Regions from separate parts of the Homo sapiens genome. Here region 1 is linked to region 2. A link is an interaction called in ENCODE POLR2A ChIA-PET data of the cell type or tissue named here. Cell type or tissue: OCI-LY7. All regions are shown on one strand. Each heading gives the region's core, and the rest is flanking DNA. Links, peaks and the distances in the headings are about the cores only. Region 1 has its middle 130 kb from the start of MOXD1. Region 2 has its middle 11 kb from the start of STX7.

What was found. ChIA-PET counts read pairs that join two places held together with the same protein. Peaks named below come from ENCODE experiments on the same cell type or tissue, not always from the same donor. Only the 100,000 strongest peaks of a DNase experiment are listed, where the experiment ranks them.
Region 1: POLR2A ChIA-PET joins it to region 2 with 6 read pairs; 4 of 35 experiments call an interaction of 5 or more read pairs at or near these places.

The regions. Positions count from the first base shown.
Region 1 is chr6:132,267,176-132,277,163 of GRCh38, forward strand. It overlaps the pseudogene EEF1A1P36. Among named protein-coding and RNA genes, the nearest start is that of MOXD1, 130 kb to the right of the region's middle. In OCI-LY7, for the core only: no CTCF peak of the experiment used is centred there; DNase peaks (open chromatin) are centred at 1,696, 2,696 and 3,686; H3K4me3 peaks cover 3,003 bases; H3K27ac peaks cover 4,115 bases.
Region 2 is chr6:132,518,977-132,528,964 of GRCh38, forward strand. It overlaps the pseudogene RPL21P66. Among named protein-coding and RNA genes, the nearest start is that of STX7, 11 kb to the left of the region's middle. RefSeq lists an enhancer at 8,107-9,306. In OCI-LY7, for the core only: no CTCF peak of the experiment used is centred there; no DNase peak of the experiment used is centred there.

The DNA.
Region 1 (9,988 bases), core at 1,063-9,062, 250 kb before region 2:
CCTCATTTCTATGGACTCTCACAATCTATTTCTTACCATAGCAAAGAAAATTTATTTCTGAGCTCAGAAGCTATCAACAAAGAAAGCTAAGAGAACTGCCAATTCTATTACTACTGTACAAAGATGAATGACCTCCAGTGAATTAGCCTGAAGACTAATTTAGACACTCAAAGCTAGAGTGTTGGGCAGGGCACAGTGGCTCATACCTGTAATCCCTGCACTTTGGGAGGCCAAGGAGGGTAGATCACTTGAGGTCAGGAGTTTGAAACCAGCCTGGCCAACATGTTGGTGAAACCCCAACTCTACTAAAAATAAAAAAAATTAGCCAGGTGTGGTAATGTGCACCTGTAATCCCGGCTACTAAGGAAGCTGAGGCAGGAGAATCACTTGGACCTGGGAGGCGAAGGTTACGGTGAGCTGAGATTGCACCACTGCACTCCAGCCTGGGCGACAGAGCAAGACTGTCTCAAAAAAAAAAAAGCCAGAGTGTTGTTATAGTGTCATTTACTATAAAAATTAAAATTAAAGGATATGGGGGCTTAAATGAAGAATTTTTAAAAAATAATATCTCTCCAGGCTCATCATTAAAACATATGGTTGTAGAGATGTTGTTTCCCAACAGATATATAAAAATGTTATTCTCTCTTTAATATCCAAATAGTATGTTCCAAAGGCCATTGCATTGGGTTTAGATGGATCACTAGCCATTTTCAGTTGGCAGTTTTCACTTCCTCTTTGAAACCTCAATGCTTTACATTTATAAACTAAAAAGAAACCAGACGTTTTTAAAAACCATGAAGGAAGCTAATCTATACTTTGTAGTAGAATGTTATGATTTCTATTTTATGACTACAAAACTAAATTTAGTTATCCAGCCAATAATGTGTAATATCTTAAGCCAATTGAATCATACTGAGTTCTCAGAAAAATAAATGAAACAAAATGGATTGTTTTAAAGGGAGTAAATCTTACCCCGTAAAAGACAGCTGCTTTTCAAATAACATCAATTGGATTTTTAATATAACCTATTAGGATTTTGTTTTCTTCCTTTTTTGGAGACTTTCTTAGTCAAATATAACAACCAGAATCTACAGCTTGGCTCACTTCTCTGTGAGCATTCTTATGTTCAATTCCCACTATTTTTAGCTTTATGCAGTTGTTCCAAGAACATACCTTTTCTCAGAAAGCAATATTTTCTCTACCTTCAAAGAGAAAATTTAGAAAACGTCAGAAAACACAGAGTCCCTAAAGTGGGATTTGGCCTGCTTTTTAGAACTTAAAAACAATTGGGTATTTTTAGTCCAGTCATTCTAAACCACAAAGGCAACAGCAGAATTTGTTGCTATAACTATATAACTTGACCAGTTGCAAACCGTCAAACATAGACCCCAATCCCATTTAAATGTTTATGTCCCTACTTAATTAACTTACTTTGTTTTGTAATTAGTTCCACATTTTCAGTCTCTTGCAGTTGAGACTGGGCTTGATCGCCTAAAAAATAGTAGCTCAGGCTGGGCGTTGTGGCTCACACCTGTAATCCGGGCACTTTGGGAAGCCGAGGTGGGCAGATCACTTGAGGTCAGGAATTCGAGACCAGCCTGGCCAACAAGGTGAAACCCTGTCTCTACCAAAAATATAAAAATTAGTCAAGCATGGTGGTATGCACCTGTAATCCCAGGTGCTCTGGAGGCTGAGGCTTGAGAATTGCTTGAACTTGGGAGGCAGAGGTTGCAGTGAGCTGAGACTGCACCACTGCACTCCTGCACTCCAGCTGGGGTGACGGAGTGAGACTCTGTTTCAAAAAAAAAAAGAAAGAAAAAAGAAAGAAGAAACAAAGAAAGAAAAAAGAAAATGGTAGCTCAAAACACTCAATTACTATTTTAAAAGCTTTTTCATTAAAAAATTAAGGTGCTCAGCAGCATTTATAACTAACTGGTATCTAATAGTAAGAGAAATTGGCATGAGATAATCTGGCCAATTAACAGTATGCAGTCACTGCATTTATGTTTTATTGTAGGGATGTGACGAGTTATAAATAAGTAAGAACAAGCAATGCTAGTATAAAGTACCTAGAAATACCTGACCTCTTTGAGGTCAGGAGTCAAGTGTTATTCACAGGGATGAAAATTATTACAAATGAAAGCTGACCATGGTGACTTCTACTGCCTAGGGATGGAATAGGTATTTGAATAATTAGTAGTGGAATAAAAAATCTTTATTCCATTCCCTTCCAGTCATAGAAGCTGTTGGAGAAAAGGAAAGGCTGAAATTACAAAGCCTCTGCTATAGGATAAGACCCAGAGCAGGTGATTCTTTTTTGAGAAAGAACAAATTAACAGGTCTTTTGGAGATGAAACGTAGGCTCAGAAGTGAGTGGATGGTGGAAAGGTAACTTGCAAGACACCATTAGGTCATGGGTTAGATAAATGGAGGAGATGGGTAAGCTAGGAAAGGCCTCGATAAAGGCGCAGGGACTGATTAACGTGACCGGACTTACCAGGGCAATGAAGAGACCCAAGAACAAGGATGGGCAATAATCAATTTTGAAATGTTTGCATTCTGTAGCTGTAAAAACCCACTGGGTTGCACCTAAACTTTGGTAAAAGTCTGAAATAAACACAGTGCCACCAGATGGTCTGGTGAACTCTTAATGATTCTCAAGCATTAGCTCAAATGTCTTCCCCTCTTTGTGACTTCATCTGATCCGCTCATCTCTCAGGAAGTCCATCAGAGAAAAGCCATCTCTTTTGGCTCAGTGCTCTCATAGTAAGTACTTCACACATAACTTGCAGAACTTACTTACCTGCATTATAGTATTGCTTTGAGAATCTGTCTCACCTGTTAAGACTATAAGCTATTTTTAGTTAGGAGCTTTTCTATGCATTTTTGTAACCCTCGAATCCTAGTACTCTGCCTGGCTGGCCCCTAATAAGCATTTAATAAATGTTGGTTGAAATCAGTCAAGGAAGCCTTCTAAGAATAAGTGAACTTTTTATAAAGAAAGAAAAGCTAAAAAGAAAAAGCTTCCATAACTTATTAATCAGATAGATATAGCAATAGATAGCTATAGATAGATAGCAGAAATAATTTCATTAAATTAGTAATTAGTGGGGACTTTTAATGTTTTGTAGGTTGTTAATCTGGACACATGGTACCTTGTACGTGAGTCTCTTGGTGGATCGTGTTGCTATTATTTGTTTTCAAAACTTCACTAGATTTGTAAACATCCTGATGCAAAACTATTTGGTATTCCTACATACATACCCAGTAGCTGCATAGGACGTGACATGCATAGTAAGGATGTAGAAAATATTTAGGGAAGGATACAGGAAAGGGAAGGAAGAAAAAGGAAAAGTTTTAGAAGAGTGAAAAAATTTAAAGGGTAAAATTTTGAGACTACGGTATAAAAATATTACAGAGGTGTTTTTTTTTTCCCCATCAGTTTGGGGGTGTCTGGGCCAAAATAAGGCACTCAGACATGCAAGAGTTTCCATCTTGACAGTGATGGATCCAAAAGGGAACCTGATCCTTTGTCTCCTCCTTGTTCCTCAGGTGCCACATATGCATCTGACTAATGTCAAAACAGAAGGCTGGACTCCTTATATAAAAATGTGCTGGCAAGCACTCCTGTGACCTTTAAAATCAATCATTGCAAATGGGTATTCAAGCAAGAGGAAATGATCTACAGCTGGGCGGTTTCTCGTCTACATCAGCTGGCAAAGAGGCAGACATACAATTACAAGCAGCATGATTTTTGTTTTCAGACTCCCTGCCCAAACCTTCCAGTATTTTCCATAGCTTTACTGCAAAAAATAACACTAGCCTCAAGTTTAACAGGATGTGAAAACTCCTTCCATGTCTTGAGACAATTTCCCTCCTATGCTGTTGCTCAGCTGGTTGGTCTCTTCTTACTCAGCCCAGTGTGATTTGCGTAAATTGCTTTAACAGCCAGATATTAAGAGCAAACATTGGCCTTTCTTATTCCTGTGTTCCTGAGTTTTCTCTTTATCCAAGTGCACCTGGCAATTCACCCAAATCACGAGGTATTGCCTAGGTTGTATTTATAAGCTCAGTGTGGGTAAACACAGCTGATCACTGGCCACTAGTTTTCCTTCCTTGCTGGGTCCTTTCCTTTCCCTTTTCAAGGCTGGCTTCCAACTTCCTACCTTTTGTGGCTCCTTCTGGAAGACCATGTGGAGTGGGATGTCAGGCAGCAAATGCAGGACCTCTCCAGATCTTGAAAAACAAACAGAAAAGATGGTTTCTAGAATAATATTGCTCCTTATTTCTCCAAGCTCCTGCTTGTGAAGCTTATCCTTTTTTGTTTCTGAATAGTTGATAGAAATGGACAGTTTCTGTTTTTCCTCTAATGAGGACACACACATGCATGCACAGTCTCACACACACACACCTTCCTGCAGAAAACATATTTTGTTTCTTTGTTTCTTCTTGGAATAGAAAAGAGGAGGTGGGAAGAGGAAGTTGTTTTGTTTTATAGCACATGTTGTTTTAAGGTTAAAAAAAACCCTGATGTATTGGCTTTCAAAAATGTATATTTTTTCATACCAAAAGTATTAGATTGCACATTTAATTGGTGAATCATATGATATATGAATTATATCTCAATAAAGCTATTTTAAAAATCATACTATATCAGAATATTAGATGTAAGTCATTTTTTTCTAAAAGATAAATTTCAAGTACAAGTAAAATAGGTCAGAAAAGACGCTGCTTTCCAAAGCAATGTTAAGCTTTTCCTTGGCTACAGGAACACAGATGTTGTGAAATCCACCCCTAAAAGCCAAAATGGGAAAGGAAAAGACTCACATCAATATTGTCATCATTGGGCTGGTAGATTTGGGCAAGTCCACCCCTACTGATCTAAACATGTGGTGGGACTGACAAGAGACCCTCTGCAAAATGTGATAAGAAGTCTGCTGAGATGGGAAAGGGCTCCTTCAAGTATGCCTGGGCCTTGTATAAGCAGAAAGCTGAGTGTGAACGTGGTGTCACAATTGATACTTCTCTGTGGAAATTTGAGACCAGCAAGTGCTATGTGACCATCACAAGACTTTATCAAAAACATTATTACAGGCACATCCCAGGTAGAATGCGCTGCCTTGATTGTCGCTGTTGACATTGGTGAATTTGAAGTTGGTATCTCTGAGAATGGGCAGACCCCTGAGCACACCCTTCTGGCTTGCATGCCAGATGTGTAACAAGTAATTGTTGTTGTTTACAAAATGGATTTCACTGAGCCACCCTATAGCAGAAGAGACATGAAGAAATTGCTAAGGAAGTCAGCACTTACATTAAGAAAATGGGCCACAGCCCTTACACTGAGGCATTTGTGCCAATTTCTGGTTGGGATGGTAGCAACATGCTGGAGCCATGTGATCACAGGCCTTGGTTTAAGGGATAGAAAGTTTAGGGTAAAGATGGCAATGCCTATGGAACCATGCTGCTTGAAGCTCTGGACTCCTTCCTACCACCAACTCATCCAATTGACAAGCCCTTGCGTCTGCCCCTCCAGGATGTCTACAAAATTTGGGATATTGGCACTATCCCTGTGGGCCAAGTGGACACTGGTGTTCTCAAACCAGTAGCGTAAACACTCTGCTCCAGTCAACATCACAACTGAAGTAATGTCCGTTAAAATGCACCATGAAGCTTTGAGTGGGCTCCTCCTGGAGACAATGTGGGCTTTAATGTCAAGAATGTGTCTGGCAAAGCTGTTCGTCGTGGCAACATCACTGATGAAAGCAAAACCACCCACCTGTGGAAGCAGCAGGCTTCACTGCTCCGGTGATTATCCTGCATCCTCCAGGGTGAATCACGCTGGCTGTGTATGCCCCTGTACTGGATTGTCACACGGCGCACATTGCTTGCAAGTTTGCTGAGCTGAAGGAAAAGGTTGACTGATGTTCTTGTAAGAAACTGGAAGATGGTTCTTAAATTCTCGAAATTGGGTGAAAACTATCGTTGATATGGTTCCTATCAAGCCTAGGTGTGTTGAGAGCTTCTCTGACTATGCTCCTCCAGGTCATTTTGCTGTTCATGATATGAGATAGACAGCTGCTGAAGTGTCATTAGAGCAGTGGCTGCTGGAGCTGGCAAAGTCACTGAGTCTGCCTGGGAAGTTCAGAAGGCTAAATGAACAGTATCTCTAATACTTTTCACCCTAGTCTTTTTTTTTTTTTTTTGAGATGGCGTCTTGCTCTGTCACCGAGGCTGGAGTGCAGTGGCACCATCACGGCTCACTGCAGCCTCAACCTCCTGGGCTCAGGCGATCCTCCCATCTCAGCCTCCCAAACAGCTGGGACCACAAACCTGTGCCATCACACCAAGCTAATTTTTTTTTTTTTTTGGTAGAGATGAGGTCTTGCTGTGTTGCCCAGGATGGTCTCAAACTCCTGAGCTCAAGTGATCCTCTCACGTCAGCACCCTAGTCTTAATCAATGGTGGAAGAACCATCTCAGAACTGTTTGTTTCAATTAGCCACTTAAGTTTAACAGTAAAAGACTGGTTAATAAACAATGCATCATAAAACCTCAGAAGGAAAGAATGTTTTGTAGACCATTTTGTTTTTGTTTTCATGTGGCAATTTTATTAGTTCTTAAAATCATTACTTTTTAACGGAAACACCTTGACTAAAAATCTATCACAGAATTTTGAGACCTATTAAAACAAAGTTTAATGAGACAAAAAAGGTAGAGCAGAATAATCAACTTAGAATGTAACATTTTGTCACCAGCTGATGATAAGTAACTACATCACTGAAGAAGTTTACATCATATTCAGTAGTGAATCTAATATTATAGATGGAATACTACCAATAAAAATATTTTTGTTTTGAAAAATCTGTCAACTATAATACATATAATGGCCATTGTACATCCATCTGCAATTAAAATATGTTCATGTAAATGCTTTTGAATAAAATTTATATGGCATCACTTCCTAAAAAGCTTTTTCAGTACTCTGTTTTCCTCTTAATACATCATATGGGAGTAAATTTCAAAATCTCTTAATCTTTGTCCTGTTCTGTTTATGTTTCTCCTTACAAATTTGGGGTGACCTCAAAGTCTTCCTAAGCATTAGGAAAGGCTTCTTTTCAACAGGATGGTTTAAAATTAAGTTTGCTAAATAACATGATTGCCATCACACCATTGGCACCAACACCCATAGCAGACATCGCTAATTAAAGAACTAATTTCTCCTGAAGAGTATAGATTAGACTCAGCTGTGGAGCTCCAGCCAGCTAGGAAAACCTATCTCTTGAACTGGTTATACAGCTGAAGGAAGTCAGTTCAGTTGTCCAAAGTCCCTCTCACTGTTTTATAATGGTGGTCTCTATTCTACCACAATCACTGTGAGGGTTTGTAATGCCCAGTTTGAGAAACGTGGTCATGACGTGATTTACTCCTGCTCTTCCATAGTTCTGTAAGAAAAGGAAAAAGTTTTTACCTCTCCAATTTTATAAGCCAGGGAATTTTCCAGAATATTAATAGTACTGGAAAAGACCCTGAACAGTTAGTGCCGTGGCAGGAGGGTCCAAGCGGCTGCAGAAGAAGCACATTCTGTTCCTTTTCTTCACCAGCCAGCCAGACCAAATGAGTGGGTCTCCTCTCCTCTCCGGAGCCACATTCCAGCCTGGACAGGAGAGGTGCCCCCGACACACAGTGTTTCCTACTAGCAAATGTGCTAAAATTAACTGAAGTTCCTCAAGTCCTGGCTAGGGAGGTAACACCGTCAGCAGAGCTCCCCGTTCCTTCCTCAGCACACTGCTTTCCTTGCTATCCCTGGGGCAAGTTGTCTTTGGCATCTTGAAGGATTTATACGTGTTGTGTCTTAAATGTGTAACTCATTAGTAATGAGCCAATAGTGGAAATTTCAGTGAACAGAGCTTTTTACTCCAGTAATTCCAGGTGTGAACCACAAATAGAAAGGTTCTTTTTGTGAATTTTTCCTCTACGGGCGCTAGCTATCTGGTGTTTGCACCCTGAGTCCTAGGAAAGCTAACACGGAAATAAAGCCTCCCAGTGTTTGTGTCTGTTATCTATAGGTCCTCCTAATATTGCCCTTCTAGGACAAAGGTGCCTTCCTTTCCAATAAGCTTTCTTCAGGGAGAACGCAGTGAAGGAGCCGGATCCTCTGAGACCAGTTCAGAGGCACCCCCTCTCCCACACAGCCTGGTGCAGCTGGGGCCGGCAGGCAGGAAGTTTGCCCCACGGGATAGCAGTTGCGGTCCTGCAGGCTCCCTAAGAATGGCATTTGGTCTCCTCAGAGAGGTTGTTAAAGTCATGTTAGACCTCTAAGGAATTTCCTCACTTACCCCAGGCTGACTCCAAGCCCCAGCACAAACTTTTCACTTTGGATCTCCTCCCCTCACCCACAATCCCTTTGGCCTGAGGTGATTTCCTGCCGTCTGGTCAAGACTGGCCCTGGTGCCCTCCCCTCTCCATTACCAGCCTCTCTCCTGTGTCCCATGCAGACCCACAGAGAGTCTTGCCTTCTGCTGACAAAACATTCCCATGCTCTGTGATCCTTCCTCTCCAGGGCTCTAGTCTCTTTCTGGATCTCTTCAAATCAATATTCCGCTTCCTAGAAAGCAGGAAGTTGGGCCAAAGCACAACAATATGGCTGCCGGTAGAGCGATGTGGCAGGAGAGAAAGTGACATGGGCTCAGAGGCACAGCCTGGGGAGCGCTGTTCCTCACTTGCCTCCTAATCTTGGGCAAATCTCTTACCTGCTTTGAGACTTTGTTTTTTCATCCTAAAAAAGATTATACTCTTATCCCAGGAGTAATTAAATATTCTATTCAAGGCATTCAGTACTGGGCTGGCAACAGGGTGCTTCTCGATATTAGTATTACTTGTTAACAGTGGCATTTATCGAAGTATCTCCTGAAGAAACTAATCTCATGATTCACTGTAGCAAATAGGGTTCAAAATTCAAATATGCTTGGGAAATTTGAACTGTGAACTGAAGCTTACACCAGGCCATATGGAGATTTATAATGATCACAGGTAGTTCTTCCCCTGGACAAGCTACTTAACTTCTCTGCCTCCATTTTCTCATTCATAACATGGGGGCTAATAACAGTTTCTTCCTCTTATTATTTTTGTGAGCACTAAATTAGGTGCCCTATATTAAATGTTTTGCAAAATGCCTGCTGTATCACATATGTGCAACAAATGTTAACAAGTAGTATTAGAATTAAGTAGTAGTATTACAATTAAGTAGTATTACAGTTTATAGTGCTATCACTATTTAATGATACTGAAAATTCCTAAAATTAAAAACAACAAATAACACCGTCTTTTTAATGTTGCTGAACTGTTGCAATGTTGCAAACTTTATTTGGCCAGGGATCTCTTTTCTGGTGACCAGTGGGAAACACTAGCTAAAGAATTAAACCTTTGAGAGATATTTGGTTTGGAACAGAAAGCACCTGAAGATATTGTGTCTTGATCCAAATAACTTTTCAGCCTCTAGGATTTCCCCCGAACTCTTATTGGCATAATGGTTCATGCTGTCGGAGAAGAAATGTTGAAGATGGTGCAGTAGTGTCTGACTTGTGGGCTTCAGTGTCCAGACAAGAGAGCATCCTAGCAGAGACCCAAGAACATGGATCTAATGCTCAGATGGAACAGAGTCTAAATCCTCACTGAGTATTCTTTATTATTTTGGAGGAAGGAATAAAGAGAAATTTTCTAATCTCACTAAACTTCAGTGTTCTCATCTACAACATTAAAAATAATTGTACCTACCTCATAGGATGGTTATATAGTATAGTAAATGTCATGTAAATTAACCTCAATAAAGTCTGTCTCCTAGTTATTATCACAATGTATTAGTCTGTTCTCATGCTGCTAATAAAGACATACCCAAGACTGGGCAACTTATAAAGGAAAGAGGTTTAATGGACTCACACTTCCACATGGCTGGGGAGGCCTCACAATCATGGTGGAAGGCAAGGAGGAGC
Region 2 (9,988 bases), core at 1,369-9,368:
GTTTGAGGAAGCTGTCTCGGCACTTAGAGTACTTAATATGCTCAATATGCACATCAATTATCTTGGCAAGAATCATGCCGTTAACTTGTTTGTTTACAACAGTGCCAACAGTATGCTGGGTTACATTGTAGACTCTTCCAGTTTTTCCATGGTGATAGTTGTGGGGCATTCATTTTTGAACAGCACCCAACCTCTTGATGACTACGGTATAACCTTTCTTGTAGATTCGCATGTATGTGACCAAAGGAACAACTCCATGTTTTCTAAAAGGCCTAGAGAACATGTATCAGGTGCCTCTCCTCTTTCCCTTTGTGTTAATCATTTTGGCAAATTACTGGAAGATGGCAATTCTGGCTCTACATTTAATTTTACAAAATACTTCCAAATTGTTTTCCAAGGTGGCTGTATCATTTTGCATTCCCATCAGCAATGATTGAGGATTTCTGTTACTCTACTTCTTTGTCACTTTTTGATATTGTTGAATTGAAAAACATTTTTTTTTCATTCTCATGGGTGTGTAGTGGCATGTCATTGTGATTTTATGTATGCTTATTTGAAATCCATCTGTCTTCTTTAGTGAAATGTTAATTCAAATCTTTTGCCTGCTTTTTATTGGGTTGTCTTCCCACTGTTGAGTTTTAAGAATTATTTTTGTATTCTGGTACTTTATCAAATATATCATTTACATGTATTTTCTCCTAGTCTGTAGCTCTGTAGCTTATCTTCTCATTCTCTTCTTTTAAAATTTTTTAAATTTTCTTTCAGAAAAGATCTGGGATCTGGCTATGTTGCCCAGACTAGAATGCAGGGGCTATACATAGGCCTGATTGTTGGACATACAACTTTTTAAACTTCTGGGCTCAAGCAATCCTTTCTTCTCAGCCTCCCAAGTAGCTAGAACTATATGCACATGCCACCACACCCAGCTCATTCTCTTAATGGTGTCTTTCATGGAGAAATAAGTCTTTAATTTTGATAAATTTTAGGTTGCCATATTTTTGTTTTATAAATTATGCCTTTAGTGATTAATTTAAAAGCTCATCACCAAACCCAAAGTTATACAAATTTTTCCTATATTTTATTCTCAAAGGTTTATGGTTTTACATTTCACATACAGGTTTACAATTCATTTTGAGTTAATTTTTGTAGAATGTATCAGGTATCTGTTAAGGTTCATTTCATTTGTTTTTTTGCATATGAATGTCCAATTATTTCAGTACCTTTGTTGAAAAGTCTATCTTTTCTCCATTGAATTGCCTTTGCATTTTTGCCAAAACTCAGTTGACTATGTTTCTGTGAACCTCTCTCTATTTTTCATATTCTCTTCTATTAATCTATGCATATATTTTCTCCGACATCATGCTGTCTTGATTACTGAAGCTCTAGAGTAAGTTTTGAAATTGGATAATATGAGTCCTCTGACTTTTTTGTTTTCCGGAATTGTTTGATTATTTCAGTTTCTTGGCTTTTCTGTAGAAATTTTAGAAGCAGCTAGTCAATATCTACAAAATCATGCTGGAATTTGATTGGGATTGTTTTGACTTTACAGAACACATTGGGAAGAACTGACATCTTAATATTGAGATTTTCAATTCATAAACATAGTATATCTCCACATCTATTTGGATTTTCTTATATTGTTTTTCATCAGTGTTTTGTAACTTACAATATACAGATTCTGCACATATTTTGTGAGTCATACATAATTTATTCATTTGTTTGGGTACTATTATAATGTATTTTTAAATTTTAATTTTTACTTCTTCATTGCTGAAATATGGAAATATTATTGGTTTTTGTGTATCATCCATGTATTCTGTGACCTTACTAAAGGAATGTATTAGTTTTATGAGCTTGTGTATTATTTGGAACTTTCTACATAGACGGTTGTTCTGTGAAAGGGTATATATAAAAAGTGACCCCCAAATGCCAAAGAAGCCAAGAAACCAAAGAAGGAGGCAGACAAATCTAGTTCATTGGTATTGGGTGACTTATTAGAGGGAACTTACAGACAGCAGCATGGTCTTGGGTGGCCACAAGACACATAGTTCTCTGCACTGCAAACCCTGAGACCCAGGGCATGTATCTTGAGGGAAAAGTATATGTACTCTGGAAGGAATGTGCAGGTGGCTATGAGCATCAGGGCCTAAGATTTCTGTAACAGCATCAAGGGAGGTTTTGGAGGAAAACTTACAATAAATAGGTATTTCTAAATAAAAAGTAATACATCAGCAAGACATTTTGGCGGCATTCCTGGACTTGGGGTTAGTCAGAAGTTACGTGGCAGATTGGCATTTAAAATAAAATCACTATTTTCCCCACAAAAAATATAATCTGTGAATATAGTTTTATTTTTTTCTTATTCTGTATGCATTTTATTTGTTTTTCTTGCTCTGTCAAACTAATTAGAACTTCCATTATGACACTGAATGGTACTAACGAGAGAGGACATTTGTGCTGGGTTTCTGCTTAGGAGGAAAGCATTCAGTTTCTCACCACTAAGCAGGATGAACAGCATGAAGTTTGCTGTAGGTTTTTTAAGATTTCCTTTCCTAGGTTAAGGATGTTTTCTCCTACTTCTAGTTTGCTGAGAATTTTAATCATTAATTAATGTTAAGTTTTGTCAAATGCTTTTTCTCCACCTATTGATGACATACTTTTACTTTTTAGTCTGTTAATGTGGTGAATAGATAGTTATTGATTTTCAAATATTGAGCCAGCCTTGCGTTGCTAGGATTAATCCCACTTGGTGGTGATATATTATTCTTATTATATATTGCTGGATTTTATTTGCTAATATATTGTTGATAATGCTTGTATTTGTATTTTTGAGGGCTATTGTCTGGAGTTTTTGCTTGTCTTTTTCTTATAATGTTTTTGCCTGGTTTCAGCATCATGACAATGCTGATCTCATATAAATGGAATGTGTCCCCTCCTTTTCTATTTTCTGAAAAAGATTTTGTAGGATTGGCTTTATTTTGTCCTTAAATATCAGGAGGATTCACCAGTGAAACCATATGGGCCTTACTTTATATGTTTTTAAAGACTTTTAACTATACAGCACATTCATTACATATAGGACCATTCAGTTGATCTATCTCTTCTTGAGTGAGTTTTGGTAGTTTGTTTCTTTTAAGAGGTTTGTCCATTTCATCTAAGTTGTTGAATTTATATGTACAGGGTTGTTTGTAGCATTCCCCATTCTCTCTTTGATGTGTCAGGATCAGTAGTAATATTCTTTCTTCTATTTCTGATACTGTAATTTGCATCTTCTCTCTTTTTATCTCTTAGCCTGGAAACAGGTTTATTAATACTATCGATTTTTTTAAACTTTTGGTTCCATTGATTTTTTTTCTATTATTTTTTGGTTTTCAATTTTACTTAGTTTTGTCCTAATATTTATTTCCTTCCTTCTACTTGCTTTAAGTTTAATTTGCTCCTTTTTTCTCTTGTTTCTTAAGCTGGAAGCTTAAGTTACTGACTTGAGATCTTTCTTCTTTTCTTATGTAAGCATTTACTGCTATATATTTTCATTTAAGTACTGATTTAGCTGCGTCACACACATTTTGATATGTTGGAATTTTTACTTTCATTTCATTCAAACTATTTTTTAAATAACCCTTAAGACACCCTCTTGACCCATGGTGATTTTTAGAAATGTATTGTTTAATTTTCCAAATATTTGAGGTGTTTAAGATAATTTTATTTTATTAATATTTGGTATATTTTTATGGTCAGAAAACATACTTTGTATGATTTATATTCTTTTAAATTTGTTAAGTTTTGTTTGCTGGCCCAGAATATGATCAATGAGTATTTCATGTACACTACAAAAGAAAGAGTAATATTGCTGTTGGGTGGAATATTTTATAAGTGTAAATTAGTTCAAGTTAGTTGGTAGTGTTTGGGGGATTTTGCTGATATTCTCCCTACTTATTTCATCAATTACTAAGAGAGGAGGGTTGAAGTCTCCAACTAGAACTGTAAATTTCTCTACTTTTTCTTTCATATCTTTCAGGATTTTCCCTATGTGTTTTGAAGTTCTGTTGTTATATGTAAACACTTTTAGGATTGTTATGTCTTCCTGATGAATTGACCCCTTTATTATTATATAGTACCCCTCTTTATCTCTAATAATAATCCTTATCTTGACATCTATTTTGTTTGAAGTTATTGTAGCTACTTCAGATTTCATTTGATTCAGTTTGATATGATCTATCTTCATCTTTTTATGTTTGTCCTATCCATGCCTTTACATTACAAGTGAGTATTTTGTAGACAGCAGAGTTGTGTCTTGTTTTTTTATTCTGTTTTAAATTCTTTGTCTTTCAACTAGTATGTATAGATCATTTAAATTTAAGGTTATTGACAATTTGAATTAAAATCTACCATCTCTCTAGCTGTTGTCTGTTCTATTTTTATTTTTCCTCTTTTTCTTTCTTTCCTGGGTTTTATCAGGAATTTTTAAATGATTCTATTTTATCTTCTCTATTGACTTATTATGTGTATTCCTCCTAAAAATTATTTTTACCTCTTTAAAAAATTAACCTAAATCTACTTTCAAATGAGGTATTTGCAAGGACATTATAACAGTATATTCCCAAATCCTTCTTCTCATTTCTTCTGCTATTGTTATACAGAAAACAATATTGTATGGTTTTGTATGTATGTAGAGTATTGTTATACTCTCAAAGTCATTCATCTTTTAGAGTAACTTAAAATAAGAGAAAAAAATTTTATTTTACCTTTACATATTCCATTTCTAAATCTCTTCAGTTCTTTGTGTAGAGCCAGGTCTATGACCTGTATCATATTCCTTCTATCCAAATAATTGTTTTTCTACTTTGAGTGAAAAGGGCAAGAAAAGCAAGAACCTTAAAGAAGATGATTTGTATTTATGGCACAAACATTTACAATGTCTTATTAAAATCATAAACAAAGTGAAAGAGAATGACAAATGAAGAGAAAATGCCTGCAAGCTCTAATACAAATGTTTTACATCCTGTTATAAAGTATAAGATAGACAAACCTCCTGTGGTAGATGTTATTGACACCTCAGCCAGGTTCTCTTTGACTGCCTCAGTAACCAATCCATAGTTGCTGTGAGTAATCAGCTAAGCACCAATCACAGCTACCTTCTACTCTAGAAAATTGCCCTTGGCCCAAGGGAGCTGCCCCACCCAGAGTCAATATGCGCTGACTCCCCCCAACCTCAACCAATGACAAATTGACATCAGTCCCTGGACTTACGTTGGAATTAATTCTGTGGTGCAACTTGTGCTCCAGAGCTTCCCTGTGGGATCCAACCAAAAGTCTCCAGCCAAGACCACAGTCTTTCTCAGAACATGCTGTGGAACCAACTTCTCTTACTGCCCTTCTCCTGTGAGAATTCTTTCCAAATTCTCCATTCTGAGCCCAAGTTTCTGCTTCTAGAGAAACCAAACCAAGACACCACACTAGAAAACTTAGTAAAAGCTCATAATAGACAATTCACAGAAGTCTTAGTCCAAGTGTCTTGAAAAATAGAGCCTAAGGCAAAACTTTACTTACTAAGGTTTTACAGTAATCCTACAGTAGCAAGAGCAAAGTGTTACAACAAGTTTAGCCTAAAGCTGCCTCCTTATGTATTTTAAGTTCAGCCTAAAGGTTTCTCCGTACATCGTGAACTACAAACAAGTGGAGGTACAGATCATAGCCTACACTTGTACCAATCACTGAGTTTTGGCCAAATGTAGCCAACTGTTTGAACCGTGTTCAGTTAAGGCAAATGCGGGGCTGTCACCAATCCAGCTGTTTTTGTGCTTACTCCTATCTTCTGTATGTCACTTTCCTTTTTTCTGTCCATAAATCTTCTTCCTCTATGTGGCTGCACTGGAGTCTCAGAATTTACTCTAGTTTGGGAGGCTGCCCAGTTCATGAATCTTCTTGGCTCAATCAAATTCCTTTAAATTTAATTTGGCTGAAGTTTTTCTTTTATCAGATGGCATCAGAAATTGGATCTAAAGTAGAGCTTCTAACGACCCCCATGAGCACTGCGTGACCAAGGGAGGTACCCGCTGGACCCATTGTGTCTGTTGCTCTCTCAGAGCAGCTAGAGAATATGGTTAAGTTCTCGCTCGGATTCTGAGGCTCCACAGATTTGTGTTTTGAACACTCTGAGTTTCTTTGAGCAAATTTCTGATCCAAGCTGGATTTGGAAGTCGCGACAGACACTGGACTGGGTCCAAGATCAGAATGGATCCCGTAATTAACTGGCTTGGATCCAGTTAGAGGTCTCTCACATCTGACTCAGTCAGAAAGAAACTGGTAGTAAATGGCATAATTGCAGGGGGTGTAAAATTTGGCTTTTGGAAATTTGCAGGGATTTTTGTGTTCTACCCCTTTGTTTCATTTTTCTTGTGCGCTTAAATAGGAAAAGAAATGAGTGGCTAAGTTGGTCAAGGGAACCTGAGAAAGCCCAATATTTCAGGTAAAAATGGGATCTTTAATTTCTGAAGAACTGAATTCCTTCCAGCTTACACATTAGGCCCCGGAAGAAGCAGAGTCTTACAGAAATGGCAAAATCTTACTAAAGATAACTTACAGTAGAACGTTCCAAATAACACTGCACTGAAGTGCATTTGAAAATGTGGGCTCCCAAATTAGTCTCATCTATAGATGCCTGTTGATATGCAGAAGCTTCTAATAAAAGCTCAATTTTTTATTTAAAGACTTTACAAAAGCCAAATAAAAAGGTTAAGCAACTGATTTTTTAAAAACTCAAATCTACTAACCTTTTGGCTTAGTTACTATGTCAATCCAAAGGATATAGACTGCAGCACCAATTGGCTGACTTCGGGTAAGTAGTGGGGTACATTTTGCCTGGAAACCTGTATGGGTTTGGGTTCAAGGCCCAACTTAGGAAAGTCAGAGTCCCTGGTAAGATGTAGGGGGTTAGAGGCTCTCCCCTCAGTAAAATCCCTCTTTGTTAAAAGTGGATTTGGCACTATAGGGTGTTAATGACTATTCTCTCTGGATTAATCTGCCTTGCCCTTTTTGTTAATGACAATGGGTGACCGGATTAGGCAAGGACAGGACCATGGGATATGGGAACTTTTCCCTCCCCAGAGGGGAAACTTGAGAGCTCATGGGACTGGAAGAAAAGATCCCTTTGTGACTGATGAGTGGCTGCCTGAACTTTTGATTCAGCGACGCTGCAATGGGTGGGTATTTCTCTGGCTTCCCCTCAGCTCCTTGCCTTCCCCACCCTGCCGCAGGCAGTGTTTTTCTCCCTTTCTCTCCTTTCTCTTTTCTATCTTTTTTGTTACTTAGGGCAACTGTCTGCTCTTTCATCATTTCCAGAGACCACATGTTGAAACTCCAGGTCAGAAAATCATTCCACCTGACTCTGAGTGGATCAAAGATGACAGACAGGGCCCAACAGGGGGCAAGTTTGAACCTTGCCAGTGTGATATTCAGTGCTAGGCAGAGTGGCTAACGTCTATGTTTTGCCACATGTATTTTACCCTGGCCAGAATGGAAAATATTAATTCGATTCCCCCATGCAATACCTCAGGTGGCATCTTACAAAATTGAGAGGCTTCTGCCTGTGGGTCCATGAAACCAAAAAAGATGATTTTCCTTTGTGTTGCAGCTTGGCCCCCAGGGCTATGGTGCAGCCAGCAGGGTCACTAGGATGACTCAAGGAAAGGGAACCCAGAAACGTGGCATGCCAGCAAAAATGGTAAGGATTTCTTACCAGCCAGACTTCTGGCCTCTCTGTCTCTTTGCAAACCAGTTGTAGGAATGGTAAAAATCACTGTCTCCTCTGCAAAATTTTAATTAATAAGAAAAAAGATTCATGAGAGTAATCTTAAGCTGTAGTGAATCTGGTTTGCTTTGTGCTAAGAATTTGTCTTTCTGTGTTGTTCTGTCATAAAAAGAGGTCCTTAGGATAGAATGTGGGCCTAGGACCCCCATAAACTCACTGTTCAAGCCAGCCCGGCAAACTGGTCAGGTACATGCTTTGCTGCAGGTGCCTGAAACAAAAAAAGCTAGTTGAGATTTCCCTCCTATCTTGTTTTATGTCCTTGGGAGCTTCACCCTATAACCACATGGTGGTAGTTTCTCTTGGTCTCTGCCATCCAGGAAAACAGGAATTTTGGGGTTCATATCATAGTTAGCTCTAAAAATTATCTTAATCAGTTAAAAGCTATTGCAAGCTCAAAAGTGACTGCTTTCAGCTCCTTCTGGGAAGAGCGATGGAAACTGCCCAATGCTTAGCTTGGTGGCTAAGGCTTTATCTTTTCACAGTGGTGGCCAGGGCTCAATTCCTGGCTTAGGGGATGAGCCCTTTCTCGTTCGATATCTCTGTGACTTTTGCCATTTATTGATTCTCTTCCCCTTTATGAACAACTTCTGACTTCCCATCTTGAATTTTCCTTTCTCTGAGGACTTGGGAGGTACCTTTGGTAAGTTCAAAAGCCAGAAATAATTTTTGTTTGTTCTGGCTAGAGTCTAGCAATAAGATATTTGGTTAAAAGTCAGCTTAATTAAAATAGATATTCAAGCTATAGGTGTATTTGAAAGGCCTTCATGGCTTTTTCTATTCTTGGATCTCGTTTTTTTCAGGAAAACATTTTTTTTTCTTTTCAGCCATTTGAATTGTTTTTCTTCATTTGTCTCCTTGCCACTCTTGATGCACACATGAGAGGAACTTCGGAAAGCCTGGGACTCCTTGGGAAAAACAGGAGGTGCCACAGACCCTGTTTTGGGAAAAACCTTTGTTTTCCCCATGAAACCTCAAGAATTAAGGCTAAATATACTTTTGGGGATAGCTAATGTCAGTTATGGGGGAATACATGGCTCTTTGCACATTTGGATCAGAGAAGCGTGCTCTTGGCCACCTAGAAGGTATGGAAATGTCCCCATCCCCCTGCCCCCACTGAGAGATGACTCCCATGGGAGATCGGCTGATTTCCTCTTTTTATGACTCCCATGGGAGATCGGTTGAGTCACTCTTTTTATGACTCCCATGAAAGATCGGTTGAGTCACTCTTTTTATGACTCCCATGGGAGATCGATTGATTCCCTCTTTTTATGACTCCCATGGGAGATCAGTTGATTCCCTCTTTTTTGGGTAGGGGGACGGATCCAGGATCTGGTATAAAAATAAGACCCTTAATTTTGGGAATCTCTTTTGCCCTCAGGATGTGCCTGCTAATTAGGCCCTAGAAACTGATGTCTTCCTAGCCCTGTTTTTCCAAGGATTCCACTCTGAAGCCAGTAATACAATTAAGAAACTTGAAAACTGGCAAATGAAAAGTCTTATCAATACTGGATCCTCCTGTTTTTCTGGGTGTTTATATGTGTTGTGTGTGTGACATTTATAAATAAAAGAGCTCTGATTAATTGGCTTAATAATAATAAGCACTTAAATCAATTTTTTTTTCAGAAAAATAAAAACGGTAATGCCTTTCACTTTACGTGACTGTAGTAAGCTTTGGGAAATAAAGAGTTTTAAATACTATTGGTAAAATAAAGATAGTTGGTCTAAATTAGGCAGGTCAGACATTAGGTTTGCTAAATTCTTTAAGGTAATAAACTGCTTCTTTAACTTTTGAAAATTGTTCAACGTAACTGCTTTGGAGCCATTAGATTCCAGGTAAGGTCTGGAGACGTGGAGTTACTCAAGCCCCTGGCTATGCTAAAAAAAAAGTCAGACTTTATCTGTCTGGGCCCTAGGCTTCACACCTAGTACATAATTAAAATCCACTTAGTAGGTTTTTCACCAAAAATAAAAATCACTAAGAGTTAACATTGTAACATGTAAATAAGACTACTGAAAAAACAGTTTTACATGCAAGCTGTGTGAGTAAGGTGAAATGTGCTTTTGATAAAAGATCATAAGAAAACATGGGAATGTGTGTGTTTTCTTTTTGTTGTTCGTTTTTTGTTTGCCTAGATTAAAGGGCTAATGGACTGTTTTAATTTAGAAAGGATAAAGCTG